2 separate regions of the Homo sapiens genome follow, and region 2 is linked to region 1. A link is an interaction called in ENCODE POLR2A ChIA-PET data of the cell type or tissue named here. Cell type or tissue: PC-9. All regions are shown on one strand. Each heading gives the region's core, and the rest is flanking DNA. Links, peaks and the distances in the headings are about the cores only. Region 1 overlaps RAI14 (retinoic acid induced 14). Region 2 overlaps LOC105374721 (a long non-coding RNA gene).

Region 1 (8,958 bases), core at 2,212-7,211:
AACACCTGGATGCCCAGGCAGAAGTTTGCTGCAGGGGTGGGGTGCACATGGAGAACCTCTGCTAGGGCAATCCAGAAGGAAATGTAGGGCTGGGATCCCCTCACAGAGTCCCTACTGGGGTACCAGCTAGTGGAGCTGTGAGAAGAGGGCCACAATCCTCCAGCCCCCAGAATGGTAGATTCACCAACAGCTTGCACCATTCACCTGGAAAAGCTGCAGACACTCAACACCAGCCCGTGAGAGCAGCTGGGAGGGAGCCTGTACACTGCAAAGCCACAGGGGCGGAGCTGCACAAGACCATGGGAGCCCACCTCTTGCATCAGTGTGACCTGGATGTGAGACCTGGAATCAAAGGAGATCATTTCGGAGCTTTAAAATTTGATTGCCCCGCTGGATTTCAGACTTGTGTGGGCCCTGTAACCACTTTGTTTTGGCCAATTTCTCCCATTTGGAATGGGTGTAATTGCCCAATACCTGTACCCCCATTGTATCTAGGAAGTAATGAGCTTGCTTTTGATTTTACAGGCTCCTAGGTGGAAGGGACTTGCCTTGTCTCAGATGCGACTTTGGACTGTGGACTTTTGGGTTAATGCTGAAATGAGTTAAGACTTTGGGGGAACTGTTGGGAAGGCATGACTGATTTTGAAATTTGAGGATTGAAATCTCTCCACATGAGATTTGGAGGGACCAGGGGCAGAATGATATGATTTGGCTCTGTGTCCCTACCCAAATCTCATCTAAAATTGTACTCCCATAATTCCTACATATTGTGGGGGTACCCAGTGGGAGATAATTTGAATCATGGGTGTGGCTTCTCCCATACTGTTCTTGCAGTAGTGAGTAAGTCTCACGAGATCTGATGGTTTTAGTAGGGGTTTCCACTTTTGCATCTTCGTCATTTTTCTCTTGCCACCACCAAGTAAGAAGTGCCTTTCACCTCCTGCCATGATTCTGAGGCCTCCCCAGCCATGTGGAACTGTAAGTCCAATTAAACCTCTTTTTCTTCCCAGTTTTGGGTATGTCTTTATCAGCAGCATAAAAACAGACTAATACAATTGCTAAGATCACAGCATTTTTCATTTTAGAGCTATTTTCAAAGTTGGATTAAGTATATTGAGAACAAAGGATTTTAGACACTTAAATGGGTAATTGTTGCCCAGGGTCAAAGCTCTTTGGCTTTGCTTTTCCTCTCTCTGTTCCCTCCACTGGCTGGACCTGCCCCAAATGCAGAGGTCAGGAGAGCCTGGGAAACGTAGTTGGCTGTGATAGACAGCAGAGTAAGGGAGGGTGGAGATGGATCTCAGAACCCACAGCAGCGAGCGACCTGCACTCAGCCGCTATCACACTGGGGCTGCTGGAGCGGGAGATTCTCATGCTGAGCAGCAACCAGCCTGCTCAGAGGCTGGGGTACATGAGATCATTAGCGTGTGCCAGTTCTTTAGAAGCACTTCTGCTTTCCCTGCTCAGTTCCTGCCTTCCAAGATGCTGTCGCTGCCACCGCCACCGCCCCCACCACCCCCACCACCCCCACCACCCCCCACCCCATTCCACCAAGTCTGGCGTATCATTCAAGGCCCAATTTACCATCTCTTTCCTGAAGCCATTTCTAAAATTTCCTGAGTGAGTGCTGTCTTGCCACTGCCTCTCTGAAATCACCTAGGATTTGGTGGGTTTTGGTTTCCTACGTACTTGTCTGATTTCTGTTATCAAATTATCAAGGCGAGAGCCCAATCTTTCCTACTAAGAAAGGAATTGTTTCTTATTAATTATGTTAATACTGAATGTCCCAACACCGGGCTAGGTTCTCATGGAGAGCCTCTGCTAGGGCAGTGCAGAAGGGAAATGTAGGGCTGGGACCCCCTCATAGAGTCCCTACTGGGGCACCACCTAATGGAGCTGTGAGAAGAGGGCCACCATCCTCCAGACCCCAGAATGGTAGATTCACCGACAGTTTGCACCGTTCACCTGGAAAAGCTGTAGACACTCAACACTAGCCCGTGAGAGCAGCTGGGTGGGAGGCTGTACACTGCAAAGCCACAGGGGCGGAGCTGCACAAGACCATGGGAGCCTACCTCTTGCATCAGTGTGACTTGGATGTGAGGGACTCTGTGAGGGGGTCCCAACCCTACATTTCCCTTCTGCACTGCCCTAGCAGAGGTTCTCCATGAGCACCTAGCCCAGTGTTGGGGCATTCAGTATTAACATAATTAATAAGAAACAATTCCTTTCTTATTAGGAAAGATTGGGCTCTCGCCCTGATAATTCGATAACAGAAATCAGATAAATACCTAGGTAACAAAAACCGTGTCATTCATTCAGCCAACAGTTTATTCATTCAACTTAGAGATCTCGTCAATTTCCATCAGGTGTTTCCCATCTGATGCTCTCAATCACCCTGAAGTAAATTTACGAAGAGGGAAGTGGGGATCAGAGAAGTTCTGAAATTAGTACAAATCGCCTGTTCTACATACTGGAGTCTGGGGGTGTGTCAGTGAATACAACATAGAAATCATTTGCCCTAATGGAGATTTCATAATGCCCAAGTACCATTTCCAGACTATCCTTATGAAGCCAAACAATCCTGAAGAAAAAGAGCAAATGCTCTGGTTAAATGTCGTGGGCCCCGGGTGCGGTGATTCACACCTGTAATCCCAGCACTTTGGGAGGCCGAGACGGGCAGATCGCTTGAGGTCAGAAGTTCAAGACCAGCCTGGCCAACATGGTGAAATGCCGTCTGTACTAAAAATACAAAAATTAGCTGGATGTGTAGATGCACGCTTGTAATCCCAGCTACTCGAGAGGCTGAGGCACATGAATCGCTTGAACCTGGGAGGTGGAGGTTGCAGCGAGCCGAGATGGTGCCACTGCACTCCAGCTTGGATGACAGAGTGAGACCCAGTCTCAAAAAAAAAAAAAGGATGAGGGGTGGTTCCTCAGTCCTTGAGTATGTGATCTTCCATCTCAGTGTCCTCTCCCTCCTGTTCCTCAGAAGTAGTACTGCTGATTCTATTAATTAGCACATCACAGGCACTTAAAGGATAGTAATCCTGTTTTTTTTTATAGCATTCATTTTTTACATGCCAGTCATTTATTATACCTTTTGAGCAGGGAAAGGCAACAAATGTTTCCATCTCAAACTTTCTGCTACATCAGTTCCTAATAGAAGCAGTGATCAGCTATTGCAGCTGCTTTTGAAATCACTGAAAGCCGGGCAGCCCATCACTTTTCTGCTGAAAAGATTTGTCTCTGGGCCAATAGAGTTAATTCTACAGAGTAGAATTTAGTTTTTCAAGGCTTTTATAACTAAAGTTATAAGATAGTGCTGCCTTCCTTACCCTCAGTATAATCTGAAATGGGAATCCAGACCTTTTAATCCTATTGTTAGGATTGGCCTGCTGAAATATTCTGTGTGCGCTAAGCCTCATTTGAACTCAGTGACCTAGAATTTAGATATTGCAGCAAATGAGTGCCATAGAACACTTGGTAGGCTGGAATGGAATCCTAGACTTTTAGAGGAGAAAAGGCTTAGTAATTCTGTAGATCAGATGAGTACACTGAAGTAAGTGAATTTGAGTGGCTTTAAATTGTCCCATAGCTTGGGGTTGGCAGAGTTGAGACCAAAATCAAGGACTAATGACTTTTAGTTTGTATATATTTTTTAAGACAGACTCACTCGGTAGCCCAGGCTGGAGTGCAGTGGTGTGATCTCAGCCTCACTGTAACCTCTGCCTCCTGGATTCAAGCAATTCTCATGCCTCAGCCTCACGAGTAGCTGGGATTTCAGGCATGTGCCACAATACTTAGCTAATTTTTGTATTTTTTAGTAGAGATGTGGGTTTCACCATGTTGGCCAGGCTGGTCTTAAACTCCTCACCTCAAGTGATCCACCTGCCTTGGCCTCCCCAAGTGCTAGGATTACAGGGATGAGCCACTGCGCTCAGCTCCAGTTTATACTTCTTTCTACTGTGCCAGTGGTCCTAAAAATCGAATGTGTATAAGAGTCATCTCCCGGGTAGGGGAGCTTGCAGGGCTTCTCCCCTGGCGTCAGGACAGGATCCCGACATTGCGCATGTCCAGCCCATTCCCCGGTGATGCGGATGCTGCTGGCCCGGAAACCATACTTTGAGAACCACTGCACGACACTGTTGGGAAGCAAAATCGAGCTCATGTCATAAAGGACACAGCTTTCTCTCCTAAGAATGTAAATTACAACCTGAGAAAAATATCTGTTTATGCCAGTATATAGGTGTGCCTTGACGTGAGAAAACTCAAAAAGTTCAGGCTAAAAAAGCAAATTCAAAACTAAAGATTTACATGACCTAAAAATTAATTCTGTGTGCTAGGAAAATAAAGTCTCTGCCTTCATGGTACACACAGTCTAATAGGGCAGACAGACAATAAACAGATACCTCTTTACTATAATGTCAAATACATTCAAGAAAATAAAGAAGACATTGGACTGTGCGAATAAACCTGGAGAAGGAAGCCCTCTCAGCAGATTCCTGAATGGAGTGAGGGATTCAGCTGCGTACTTTTCTGCAGGAATGGCTCTCCTGGTGGAAGGAACTGCAAGGCAAAGGCCCTGAGGTGGAAGGACGCTTGATGTGCTCAGGAAACAGCAGAGAGCCCAGTGAATAGGGAGAGTCCTAGAAGGTAGGTCAAAAGGGAGCCAGGACACTGCGTGTAGAGCCTTGTATGCTACAGGAAGGAATTTACCTAATTTTAAAAATATGATCTAATATTAAAAATATTTTAATCCTGTTTTTTAAAATATTATTTAATATCATTAGTTTTTTTCTCTCCAGAAAGACATCATATAAAAAGAGTACAATAAAAATATAAGCAGTTTGAGGTGGTCAGGATACAAGGCTCCTGTTGCAGAACTGAGATGCTGAGGCTCTCAAGGGATTGTGGGAAAGTTGTTATGTACCATGAAGTATTTGAGTCTCTTCCTGATCACAGTCACTCCTTTCTTGGAAATGAAGATTTTTTAAAAGGAAAGAAGGGAGTCGTGGGTGTATTAGGGAGAAAATACCCTTGGGGCAGGGCAGTGATCTTTGACACATTTCCTAACCTCTCTGAGCATCAGTGCTTCCATCTGTGAAATGAAGATGTTGGACCAGTTATTCTTCTGCAACGTCCTAACACTCTGGTATTCTGGGGTGTGGCTAATGCTGGTAGGGTCGTGTATGGTCATTTCTTTGTGTGAGCGTTGGTGGCTTGCTTCATTTGGGGAAGTGAATATTGGTTGCAGAGGCAATGGAAGGAACTGATCATGGTAACAGACGCCCTGGTGGTGAAGAAGGCAAGAAAGACTGGTTTGAGAGAAATTTTCAGTGAATGAATATGCCTGAGAAATTGAAGTCTTGTAAAAGTAGCCAGTGAGTTTGTATTTCCTCCCAATATCTATTTCAGCCGGTAATCAGAAACCAGAATAATTGTGTTTGTTATTATTCTGAAAGATAGAAGGAGCTTTCTGGGTTATAACTTAAGAGTTTTTGAATAGCAACAGTTCAAGCCTCCTTTGGCTTAAGAGCCTTGAGAATTATCCCAGCCTTGTCCCATGGTATTTATTTTGGGAAGGTTTGCACAACTTGTTGAGTGGTTTGGTAGGAAATGAAACCTCTCTTGCAGGCTCTGTTTGCTTCTGTGCTTGGGTTATATCCCCATCTATTTGAGAGCCCTGGCAACCCTAATCTGTCCCACTGAGAACACTGTTTGCTTTTTTGCCAAATACTTCCAGATTTTAGTTTAAACTTTGATTTTTAAAGACTAGCACAACCAGTAGGTTATATTACATAGGGTGTCACTGTTTTTTGTTTTTTGTTTTTTTGGGACAGGGTCTTGCTCTGTTGCCCACGTTGGAGTGCAGTGGCACGATCATAGCTCACTGCAGCCTCAACCTCTCAACCTCCTAGGCTTAAGTGATCCTCCCTCCTCACCCTCTCAAGTAGGTGGGACTATAGGTACGTGGCACCTCACCTGGCTAATTTATTTTTGTACTTTTTGTAGAGATGGGGTTTCACCATGTTGCCCAGGCTTGTCTTGAACTCCTGAGCTCAGGTGATCCACTTGCCTCAGCCTCCCAAAGTGCTGGGATTACAGGCATGAGCCACTGCCCCCAGTTGTGTGCATAGTGATTTAACAAATGGTGCCGTTTCTCAGTAAAATGATAAAGAACCAGCTCTAATTGCAGAATGCCTGGGTTAGAATCCAGAAATTACTTGTAATTTCTGGGACTTTGGGCAAGTTATTAAGTTAGTGCAAAAGTGATTGTGGTTTTTGCCATACTTTTAATGGCAGAAACCACAGTTACCTTTGCACTAACCTAACAGCAAACTTCTCTGCCTCAGTTTTCCTCGTCTGTTAAATGGGAGTAATAAAGTTTACTCCAACCCCTCACAGGCTTGTTGTGAGGATGAAATGAGTTAAAACTTAAGATGTTCCTAGAGTGTAATGTTTCCATAGAGTACCTGCTATTATTATTGATGTTGTTGTTATTCAACTGCCTCAGATTGGTTTAGAAATGAGGGAACTGAAGTTAAGCACTGTAGCAACAAGGCAGCTGACCAGCCTTGTCACCTGGGCCTCCTGAATCACCCTCCAGCCTCCTGGCATGCTCCCTATTGTGCCTCCGTTGGTCCCTCCATCATTCATTCAGGCTGCCACCCGGCTGCTATTTGAGGCTGCTAGGGACATCAGTGAGTTGACTTTCTCTTCAGGAAAAAGAAAATGAGAGCGAGAGAAAGAGAGTGCACTACAAAACTCTTATTAGCACTGAAACCTTGGAATCTTTCCAAGTGACAAGAGTAGGGACATTCCAAATATCAATAAGCAGCAAAGGGATCAAAGTCATTTTGTGTAAATCTTCAGGCTGCTTATTTGTGCCATTTTGCTACATTGCTGCTGAAGGGCCCCAGCTGAGTTTTATAAGCAAATCTAAACATTTCCTATTGTAATGAAATGTAAAACAGCAGATTCCTTTATTTGTGGAACATATCCATAAAATTGTTTTTATGGCTAAGTTTGTTTTCAAACAAACTTTGAAACAATGGGTGCCTTGGCAAAAAACGATGGTGTGACCCTCTTCAATAAATAGTGTGGGAAAATTGGATATCCATATGTAGAAGAATGAAATTGGACCCTCCTCTCTCCCTATATACAAATATCAACTCACAATGGATTCAAGACTTAAATGTAAGACCTGAAACTGTAAAACTACCAGAATAAAACATAGGGGAAACACTTCAAAACATTGGTCTAGGCAAAGATTTCATTGCTAAGACCTCAAAAGCGTAGACAGCTATAACAAAAATAGACAAATCGGATTATATTAAACTAAAAAGTTTTGGCACAGCAAAGGAAAGAACAAAGTGAAGAGACAACCTGTCGAATGAGAGAAAAATATTTGCAAACTATTCATCAAGGAACTAATATCCGGAATACACAAGGAACTCAAATAACTTGACCATCAAAAAATAAATAATCCCATTAAAAAGTGGGCTAAGGACATGAATAGATATTTCTCAAAAAAAGACATACAAATGGCCACAGCTATATGAAAAAAAATACTCAACATCACTAAGCATCAGGGAAATGCAAATCAAAACCACAATGAGATGTTATCCTACCCCAGTTAGAATGACTATTATTACAAAGGAAAAATAACAGATTCTGGAAGGATGCAGAGAAAAGAAAACTCATACACTGTTGGTGGGAATGTAAATTGGTTAAACTACTGTGAAAAATAAAATGGAGCTTCCTCAAAAAATTAGAACTACTGTACATCCAGCACTTCCACAACTGGGTGTTTATCCAAAGGAACAGAAATTGTGAAGTCCTAGCTAAAGCAATCAGACAAGAGAAAGAAACAGCATCCAAATTGGAAAGGAAAAAGCCAAGTTATTCTTGTTTGCAGATGATATGATTTTATATTGGAAAAAAACCAAAGACTCCACCACAAAACTATTAGAACTGATAAACAAGCCTGGGCGCAGTGGCCCACATCTGTAATCCCAGCAGTTTGGGAGGCTGAGGTGGGCAGATCATTTGAGGTCAGGAGTTTGAGACCAGCCTGGCCAACATGGTGAAATCCTGTGTCTACTTAAAAAAAAAAAAAATAGCCAGACATTGTGGCACCTCCCATAGCAGGCACTGTGCCTGTCATCCCAGCTACTTGGGAGGCTGAGGAAGGAGAATCTCTTGAACCCGAGAGGCAGAGGTTGCAGTGAGCCGAGATTGCACCATTGCCCTCTAGCCTTGGTGACAGAGTGAGACTCTGCACAAAAATAAACAAACAAACAAAAAAACTGATAAGCAAGTTCAGCAAAGTTGCAGGATACAAAATCAACATAAAAAATCAGTAGCATTTCTATATGCCAACAGCAAACCATCTGAAAAAAAGTGAATCAAGTAATTCTATTTACACTAGCCACAAATAAAATAAAATACCTAGAAATAAAGTTAACCAAAGAAATAAAAGATCTCTACAATGAAAACTATAAAACATTGATTAAAGAAATTGAAGAGGACACACACAAAAATGGAAACATTCTTTAACAATATTGATTCTTCCAACCATGAACATGGAAGAATGTCCATACTATCCAAGCAGTCTACAGATTCAATGCAATCCCTATCAAAATACCAATGACATTTTTCACAGAAATAGAAAAAAAAAAAACCTAAAGTTCATATGAACCCACAAAAGACCCAGAACAGCAAAGCTATCCTGAGCAAAAAGAGCAAAACTGGAAAAATCCCATTACCTGACTTCAAATTATACTACAGAGCTATAGTAACTAAAACAGCATGGTACTGGCATGAAAACAGATACACAGACCAATAGAGCGGAACAGAGAACCCAGAAACAAATCCATACATCTACAGTAAACTCATTTTTGACAAAGGTGCCAAGAACATACATTGGGAAAAGGACACACTCTTCAGTAAATGGTG
Region 2 (8,958 bases), core at 2,721-7,720, 180 kb before region 1:
GATATGAGGGATACAGTAATGTAACAGACTCTACTACAGTGCTTACTAAGTATGTGTCTGCATTGATCTTTGAGCTTTATGTTGTAATATTAATCTTCACAACAACACTGTGAGGTAGCTACCATTCTTGAGCCCCATAGTCTCTATCTATCCCTCTAGATTCCTTGTCTGCCCTCCTGCACTCTGCTCTGGGCCCTAGGAAGCTAGCTTTGATGGATGGCCTTAGCCTGCCTCCTTTGCACTCTGTATCTTAGTTGGGTTCAGCCACTGGGGGCTACTAACAGGAGGCACAAATATCCAGGAATGGGAATAAAACATTGGGTCTGAAAGATGGCAGGGTCAATGTTCCTCCACTGAGAGCCACAGCTATGAGTACACAGCCCTTTCTACAGGCAAATCCATAGTTACTCTTCATTCTCATAAAACCTGTGGGCCTAAGGGCAGAATTGGCTTCCTGATGTTGCTAGCTCTGGGGTGCTTCACTGCCCCATGCTGGTTTCCCCTAATCCTGCCCACTTTGGTGAGTAGTCTCTTTATTAAACCCTTCTCAATTTGAGAACACATCTGTTTCTTGCTGAGACCCTGACTAATATAATTATTGTCCCTCTTTTACAGATGAAACGCGGAAAAGTTCAGTAAAACCACCAAGTAAGTGGTGGAGCTGGGACTCAGTCCAGGCACCCAGACAACCTGGTTCCAGAGTTGGGCTCTACATTTTACTGCCAATGCAGTTCATGGAAATAACAAAGATGTGACCTGGAGAAATACCCATGACTGTAGCTTTGTGCTTTCACACCCAACCAGGCTACCTCCACAAATCAGTCTGGCCAGTGCTCACTACTCCAGGCCCCAGAGTCAGATTTTGTCATAGTTGCTTATTGTCAATTTCCTCCTTCTCTTAAGGAGACTGCAAACCCCTTCTCAGGCCAGTGTCTATTCAGGGTGGTTTTTGCTCACCCCAGTTCAGACTCCTAACCGGAGTACAAGGCGTTAGAAAGGGGTGGACCGAGGACAGAGGAAGAATGGTAGGCTCCACAAACCTAGTGCAGAAAGGTAAGACATGCGATCATTTCTTGCTTTTTTTTTTTTTTTGTGACAGAGTTTTGCTGGAGTGCAAGTGGAGTGCAGGCTGGAGTGTAGTGGCATGATCATAACTCACTGCAGCCTAGACCTCCCAGGCTTAAGCAATCCTCCTGCCTCAGCCTCCTGAGTAGCTAGGGCTACACATGTGCACTACCATACCTGGCTAATTTTTTTATTTTTGTAGAAATGGGATCTCTCCATGTTGCCCAGGCTGATCTCGAACTCCTGGGCTCAAGCGATTCTCTCGTGTCTGCCTCCCAAATTGCTGGGATTACAGACGTGAACCACTGTGCCCAATTTTCCTGCTTCTTCCTAATCTCTTTTCCTCCCTCTGAGGATGAGGATAATTCCCAAAGATGCTAACAAAGCTGTGAATGTGGAGGAACCAGAATTTTGCTCTGCGTCTAGGGCAACGTTTTATTTGGTTGTTAGAAACACCTAATTAATATACACAATTTTACTTCACGTGCCTGTTGTTTCTTGAAAGGCGAGGGGTTCCTCTTTGAGTATCATGCAATCCCATCTTTATCAAATGTTATTTGAGAAAACTGCCACTGAAAAATCAATAAAACAGTTATTGGAAAAGAATCATCCCGATGAGTGTCCATTAAGTCTCTAGCAAAGATTGATTTCAAATAAAGGACTGTTGTATAAAAAACTAACTCTTGGCTATAAGAGCTTATAATGGTGGAATAGTTTTTGTGTCTGCTTTTAAAAGCTATTTGGATCATTTTCCTCCTTGTCAGCACTCTTTATATCTATGGGATCATTCTTTAATGCAAACATAGTAGTTCAAGGCATAGAATCTGGAGCGAAATTATTTGGACTCATTTCTGGCTTGGTCACTCTCTGAGTTTGGGTTTGCTCAAAATTTGATGAGGATTTGGGTGCAAGCAGCTTATTTGAGAGGTAACAGCAGGAAGTGCCAGTAAGGAAGTGGGGAAGTGATGCAGGAAAGTAAAGACAAACAAGATGGTGGGCATGAAGGAGTGGGCACTGCCGGGTATCTGGGGACCATTCCCGCAGGCATCCACTGGGAAACTACAGAGCTCATGCTTCAGTGGTGCGCTACCCCAGGAGTGAGAAAGCTGGGAATTCATCTACCAGCTCCCATCCTGCATTGGTTGAGGGCTACTCCCGAGGTTGTGAGCTTCCTGGAATTTCTAGCCTGTCCCTGGGCAAGTCGAGCCTGCTCCTGTGGCCAGAGCAGCCCGCTGGTGAGAGTTGTGCTGGCACAGGACCAGTGGGAGACAAGAGAATATGAGAGAGGACCAACAGCATCTGCTGCAGCCCAACCCGTCACACTCAGATCCACTCATGAAACTGTCCAATCAATGATTTCTCAAAGCATCTGGTCATAGTTTCCAAGGAAGAAAAAGATTTATCACAGGCATATTCGTGAGACAAGCTACAGCCCCTTCTGCTGCAGTTAGTCCAAAGGCTCTAACTCTACTCTTCATCATCTGACTCTTCTTTCTCCCACTCTAGGTTCCCCCGACCCCCATCCTGGCCTTCGCTGGTCTAGGTTGTGTGCCCAGTGAGGTAACCTAGACCTTCACCCCTCATTTCCATGTCTTCATCAGCCTATGGTTGCTGTAGTTGTCCGTTCACCATACAGAAGCACCAAGAGGGGACCCGGCTGTCCCCTGAGTTCCAGAGATACTTCCTCTCGCTCCCACTGTGTAGAAGCAAGCCTGCCTCCTGTGACATCCAACATCAATGATCCCTGCCAGGATAGAATTTTTTTTCTTTGGCTTGCTGGACTTCTAGCCAAAGGAGTTTAAGATGACCAATTGACAGGTGTAATATTAGATTCAGTGAAATCTTGACTCTATTCCCTGATATAAGATTCCCTCCACCTCCTTCCCCCTTCCCCACTGCCAATTCACTTTGGGAACCAGGATCTTTAGTTTAGCAGAAAGCAAAGTTAAAGAAACAGGAAGTACAAATTCCCCAAGCCAGTCACTAGGAATGAAAATGAGAGGGTCACTTTCTACTTTTATTTCCTACCCCCGCATATTCTACCTACTAGAGACATAAGCACCATATAATGATGTGATGCATATACTGCATCTTAAAGACCAGTGTCCGAACCCTGTGGTGTATCATTCCCAGCTGGCATCTTAGCTAAGTCTTCATGAGGCTTCATGGCATGTGCTGTAACAAGCGGTCAGTAAATGAGAACTGTTATAGCTGCTGATGTTGATAAATACTCTCCTATAGGATATACATTCAGACCTTAAAAACTAATGTGGAACTTCATATCATGGAGCCCAGAGTAAGACAACCTTTGTTTTTAGGTTCAATTAGGCTGAAGCCTCCAGGTTAAGGAACAAAGCCATGGGGTTGTCTTCCTTTGCAAATTAGGTGACTGGGCTCCCAGAAAAGAAGAGGGGAAAATTACATAAGCAAATTATAGTTTCTCAAGACATATAAATCTTCACTGTGGGGCAAGTCTTACAACGTTGGTGGAAAGCTCTTAGTACTGCCAGTGATGTTCATTCCTTCCCATCTTCCTACCACAAGGCCATGTGGACTAGGTCAAAGCTGTATAAGAGGCTGGGCATGGTGGCTCATGCCTGTAATCCCAGCATTTTGGGAGACCTAAGCAGGAAGATCACTTGCATCTAGCAGTTTGAGAACAGCCTTGCAACATAGCAAAACCTTGTCTCTATAAAAAGTTTTAAAAATTAATTGGGTGCAATGGCACGCACCTGTAGTCCTAAGTCCCAGGTTAACTGAGGTCAGAGGATTACTTGAGCCCAAGAGTTCGAGGTGGTGAGCCATGATTGCACCACTGCACTCCAGTTTAGGCAACAGAGTGAGACTTTGTCTCAAAAGGAAAAAAAAAAATCTGGTATGCGAGATGGAGGTTAGAAGACGGAAGCCCCTGCTCTGCCATCAATTCATCATCAGACATTGGGTCCATTTCTCAACATCTCTAGACCTTAATTCTCCCATCCATTAACTGGATAAAATACTGGCATTCGTTACCTTACTGATAAATAAGATGGTATACATGTGTGAAGGAATTTTAAAGTTAAATACTATTTAATATAAGTTTATATGAAAATTGTCAGCTCTGTAAGAGATGGAACCTGGGCCTTTGAACACAGCCTTCAAAGCAATGCATCTGTAGGAATTATCTGTGGCCATGTATTAACCAGGGTTCTCCAGAGAAACACAACTAATAGGATATATATAGATACATAAGAGGAGATTTATTATGGGAATTGGCTCATGCAGTTATGGAGGGCTGAAAAGTCAGCTGTCTGTGAGCTGGAGAACCAGGAAAGTTGGTGGGGTATAGTACAGTTCAAGGCCAAAGCCCTGAGAACCAAGGAGGGGTGTCCAAAGGTCTGAGAACCAGGAGCACAAATGTCCACGAACAGGAGAAGATGGATGTCTCAGTTCCAGAAGAAAGAGAAAAATTGGCCTTTCCTCTAACTTTTTGTTTCATTTGGCCCTGCTATGGTTTGAATATTTGTCCCCTCCAAAACTCATGTCGAAATGTAATCCGCAATGCACCAGTATTGAGAGGCGGGGGCTATAAGAGGAGATTAGGTCATGAAGGCTCATGGATTCATAAATAGATTAATGGATTATCATGGGAGGGGAACTGGTGGCTTTATAAGAGGAGAAAGAGAGACCTGAGCTAGCACACTCAGCCCCCACACCATGGGATGCCCTGTACTTACTCAGGACTCTGTAAAGAGTTTCCTCCATCAGGAAGGCCCTCATCAGATGTGGCCCCTCAACCTTGGGCTTCTCAGCCTGCATAACTGTAATAAATAAATTTCTTTCCTTTTTTAATTACTCAGTCTCCAGTATGTTCTTATATGCAAAATGAACTAAGACAGGCCCTCAGTGGATTAGATGATGACCGCCACATTGATGAGGGCAATCTCCTCTACTCAGTCTATTGATTCATATACTAATCTATTCTGGCAGCACCCTCACAGACACATCTAGAAATGTCTTACCAGCCATCTGGGCCTCCCTTAGCCCAGTCAAGTTCACACATAAAATGAACCGTCACAGGCACTGGCTTCTTACTTACACTCTGGTCCCTGACCCCTAGTCTTGCTAACCTCTTTTTCCCTTCTCATCTTCAGCCAACTCCCCCAGTCTCTGTCCAGATTTCTATCTCCTCACTCTAGTCACTGACTCTGTTTCTACCTCTTTAGTCCATCTGTGCTTGGCATAATGCCTAGTAACACCTTTTGCCACCTTCTAATGACAATTCTCCCTTGAATCTCCAACTTTGCCCTCTGATTTGACCTTGAAGGTCCTGGCTCCCTTCCTGCCTGAATTCTTCTCCCTATGCCCGGTCTCCCAAACTAAGACAATAACTCTGCTGTTATGTGTTTTTTATAAATGTAGATCAAAGATTGGAGAGAGAGTGTGTGATTTTTAACCAGTCCATGTGAACCACCAGGGTCTCATTTTCAAGTTACAAAAAAGTAAAATTAATCAATTAAAAGAAGGGTCGGGGTGGTTTGTAATATTTTGCCAGCCACAACTGCCAGGATTTTGTTTAGCTTCCAAAGCATCTCGACACATAGCACACAAAGGGAACCTATACCTCAAGGTAGCCGAAACTTAAAGTCACAGTAAAAACTCAGTAATTCTAAATCGATTCCAAATTAGTAAACAATAGAATCTAGTGCAAAATGCATGAGACTGGGTGCCTGGCAAATAACCGGGGCCCAAAAAATTTGCTAATTGATGGAGTGAGAGTCCTAATAGATTATTTTTAGCTCAAGCTTTTTTTATATTTATGCACCATATGGCTCTGAATAAGGGACTTAAGTTCCCTGGGGCCTCCGTTTCTTCATTATAGAATGTTGGCTCTGCGGTTCCTTCCAGATCTAAAATTCTATTCTTTGCACCATCAATGAGATAGAAGTTTCCCTCAGTTCTCTGCTCAAATGTCTCCTTGTTAGAGAGACATTTCTTGGTAATTCTGTATTAACTAGGGTGTGTCTCTTCCCTGTCCCTCTCTATACTCTTACTTTTATTTTTTCTTCATGGTACTATTATATATGTATTCATCGTTTGTCTATTGTTTGTCTCCTGCCACTAGAGTTTAAGTGTCTTGAGAGTGGAGATGTTATCTGGTGTGTTCAAGGTTTTATTGCCAGCACCTAGAACAACGCTGGGCACGATAGGATCACAATGCACAGTCAATGAATTAATGCAGGATTTAAATAAATCATAAAGAATATCAATTTGAGGCTGGGTGCGGTGGCTCACGCCTGTAATCCCAACACTTTGGGAGGCCAAGGCGGGCAGACACGAAGTCAGGAGTTCGAGACCAGCCTGACCAATATAGTGAAACCCCGTCTCTACTAAAAATACAAAAATTAGCTGGGTGTAGTGGTGCACACCTGTAATCCCAGCTACTCAGGAGGCTGAGGCAGGAGAATCACTTGAACCCAGGAGGTAGAGGTTGCAGTGAGCAGAGATCGCGCCACTGCACTCTAGCCTGGCGACAGAGAGAGACTCCATCTCAAAAAATACATATATAAATTTAAGAGGAATATGTACTCCATTTAAGAAAGCAAACTTTTTGAGTACTCTTAGCTCTGTTTCAGAAGTATTCATTTGCTTCTAAAAGAATGTAATTAACTGCAAACTACTCCTGTCCTTTCTAAAACTATCTCCCCTGAAACAGTCTCCCAGGCAATGCTTTCCAATCCTAGTCCTAATTATTTTTCACCTTGAAGGTAATCCATCTGCACATACTTATAGTTATTAAAATTTAGTTTTGGCCAGGTGCGGTGGCTCATGCCAGTAATCTCAGCACTTTAGGAGGCTGATGCACGCAGATCACTAGAGGTCAGGAGTTTGAGACCAGCCTGGCCAACATGGTGAAACCCTGTCTCTACTAAAAATACAAAAAATTAGCTGGGCGTGGTGGCACACACTTGTAGTCCCAGCTACTTAGGAGGCTGAAACAGGAGAATCTCTTGAACCCAGGAAGCAGAGATTGCAGTGAGCCAAGATCACACCATTGCACTCCAGCCTGGGCGACAGAGTGAGACTCTGTCTCCAAAAAAAAAAGAAGAAGAAGAAGAATTAGTTTTATTTGTTCAGGCTGGCTTTCCCTAATTACAATAACCCAATCCCACAGGTTTGGTAGTAGATGGTTTATCATCATATGTCATGCTTCTACTCCATTTGAGGACATGTTTTAGAACACATTATTAAGTGTTCTGTTTCTGTATTGAGATTTCCTGAGTTTGAATCTTGGCTTTGCTACTTCTTAGCTGTGTGATTTGGGACAAGACACTGAGCCTCTCTGGGTCTCCAGTTCATCATTGGTAAAATGGGCACAATAATGATCCTGGTTTTTCGCCATTTGCCCTTGCTATTCTCTATCCTGCTCTGTGTCCCAGGAGGCTGACTCTCAGTCCTCAGCCCCGGGGATCCCTAGGAATGGAACACACAGACCCTGGGCAAGAGATCCAAGGGCAGTAGGAAAGGGGGTGAGAACATTCATCTTCCACTCCCTTCCTCCTTACAGGATTTTGGCAGTGTCTGTCTTCCTTTACCCATGGCCACAGCACCGAAAAAGTAGCCTCTCTGCCATGGCTAAAGATATCATCAGGTTCTGGTGACTCCGCCCTCTCCCTTTGCTCTTTTGGGCCTGGGATGCTAACAGTTTCCTGTTCTTGCTGGTTCCAGATGCATTCGTATTCCTTGAAGATTCCCTTACTACTGTGTACACTTCTGAAAGCAGTCCCTTATTAAAATCCCTCCAGTTAATTCTTTGTTGTGCTGTCTGCCTTCTTCCAAATCCGAACCAAAGCAGCATAAATACACTGCCAGACACTAAGGGAATGAATACATGCACAGCAATTAGAACATTGCCTGACACATTGTAACTTCTCAACTCATGTTAAGCATTATCTACATAAGTCAATGAGGAAAAAATGTACAAGACAGCATATGTCAGCTTATGTGAAAATACATTGTTCAGAATTGACATACCTTCTGTCTAGTAGAAAAAGCCCTACATTTGGGCTTGGCAAAAACAGGCATTATATGCAGTCTTTTGTGCATCGTTTTGAGCAAGTTAAAAAATTTCACTGAGACACATATGGTTGCTGTGAGAATGACAGATGATGTATATGACAATGGTAGACACAATGTCCATTTAACAGCAGGCATTCATATATGTTAATCAAATGAGCAGGGCAGGGGGGTGCTTGGCCAGCTGCAGGGTATCCAAATCCAACCATGCTTAGCAGGGGTCCCCTACTTGGTTTAAGGCTTTGCAGGCACTGTCTCTAAATTCCTAATAATTTTTGAGGAAAGGGGTTTTGCATTTTAATTTTGTATTGGACTCCACAATGATGTAGCTAGTCTGGGAAGAAGGGTTCGCTTTATTTTTCAATTCAGTGATGTTACTCTGTAATTGACTATTTATTTTTGCATCAAACATGGATTCATCACCATCTATCTGAAAGAAAATGAGACTCTTAAAAGATGGCATCTGTGTTAAGACTGTATTAATTAATGAATAAATATCTGCCAAGAAGCTGGTATGTGTTAGGAACTGTGCCAATACTTCTTTGAACCTAAAATGTCCTGCTTTGCAGTTCCAGGCTGAGCTGATCCACATGTGACAGGATTGGAATTGACCTCGCTGTGAACCTTTCAGTCAGATCTGTGGTATCTGAGTCTTGAGAAAAAAAAAGAAAAGAAAAAAGTTTCTTATTTCATCACAGCACTGTGACTCAGATTTGGACAGTGAATCATATAAACTCAATTAGAAGAACAGGCAGTTAAATCCTCCAATTAGAGGATTTTAAAATCTGGGAACACCATAACAAACTTGGAATGACTTAGGGGATGATGCACCACTAT

Evidence for each region. ChIA-PET counts read pairs that join two places held together with the same protein. Peaks named below come from ENCODE experiments on the same cell type or tissue, not always from the same donor. Only the 100,000 strongest peaks of a DNase experiment are listed, where the experiment ranks them.
Region 2: POLR2A ChIA-PET joins it to region 1 with 9 read pairs; 1 of 35 experiments calls an interaction of 5 or more read pairs at or near these places.

Annotation. Positions count from the first base shown.
Region 1 is chr5:34,766,086-34,775,043 of GRCh38, forward strand. All of the region lies in intron 3 of RAI14 (retinoic acid induced 14), which reads left to right. Among named protein-coding and RNA genes, the nearest start is that of TTC23L, 69 kb to the right of the region's middle. RefSeq lists an enhancer at 5,123-5,222. In PC-9, for the core only: no CTCF peak of the experiment used is centred there; a DNase peak (open chromatin) is centred at 5,146; H3K27ac peaks cover 677 bases.
Region 2 is chr5:34,589,551-34,598,508 of GRCh38, forward strand. It overlaps LOC105374721 (a long non-coding RNA gene), which reads left to right. Exons shown (of 3, transcript XR_925916.3): 3 at 616-1,671. Among named protein-coding and RNA genes, the nearest start is that of RAI14-DT, 62 kb to the right of the region's middle. In PC-9, for the core only: no CTCF peak of the experiment used is centred there; no DNase peak of the experiment used is centred there; H3K27ac peaks cover 510 bases.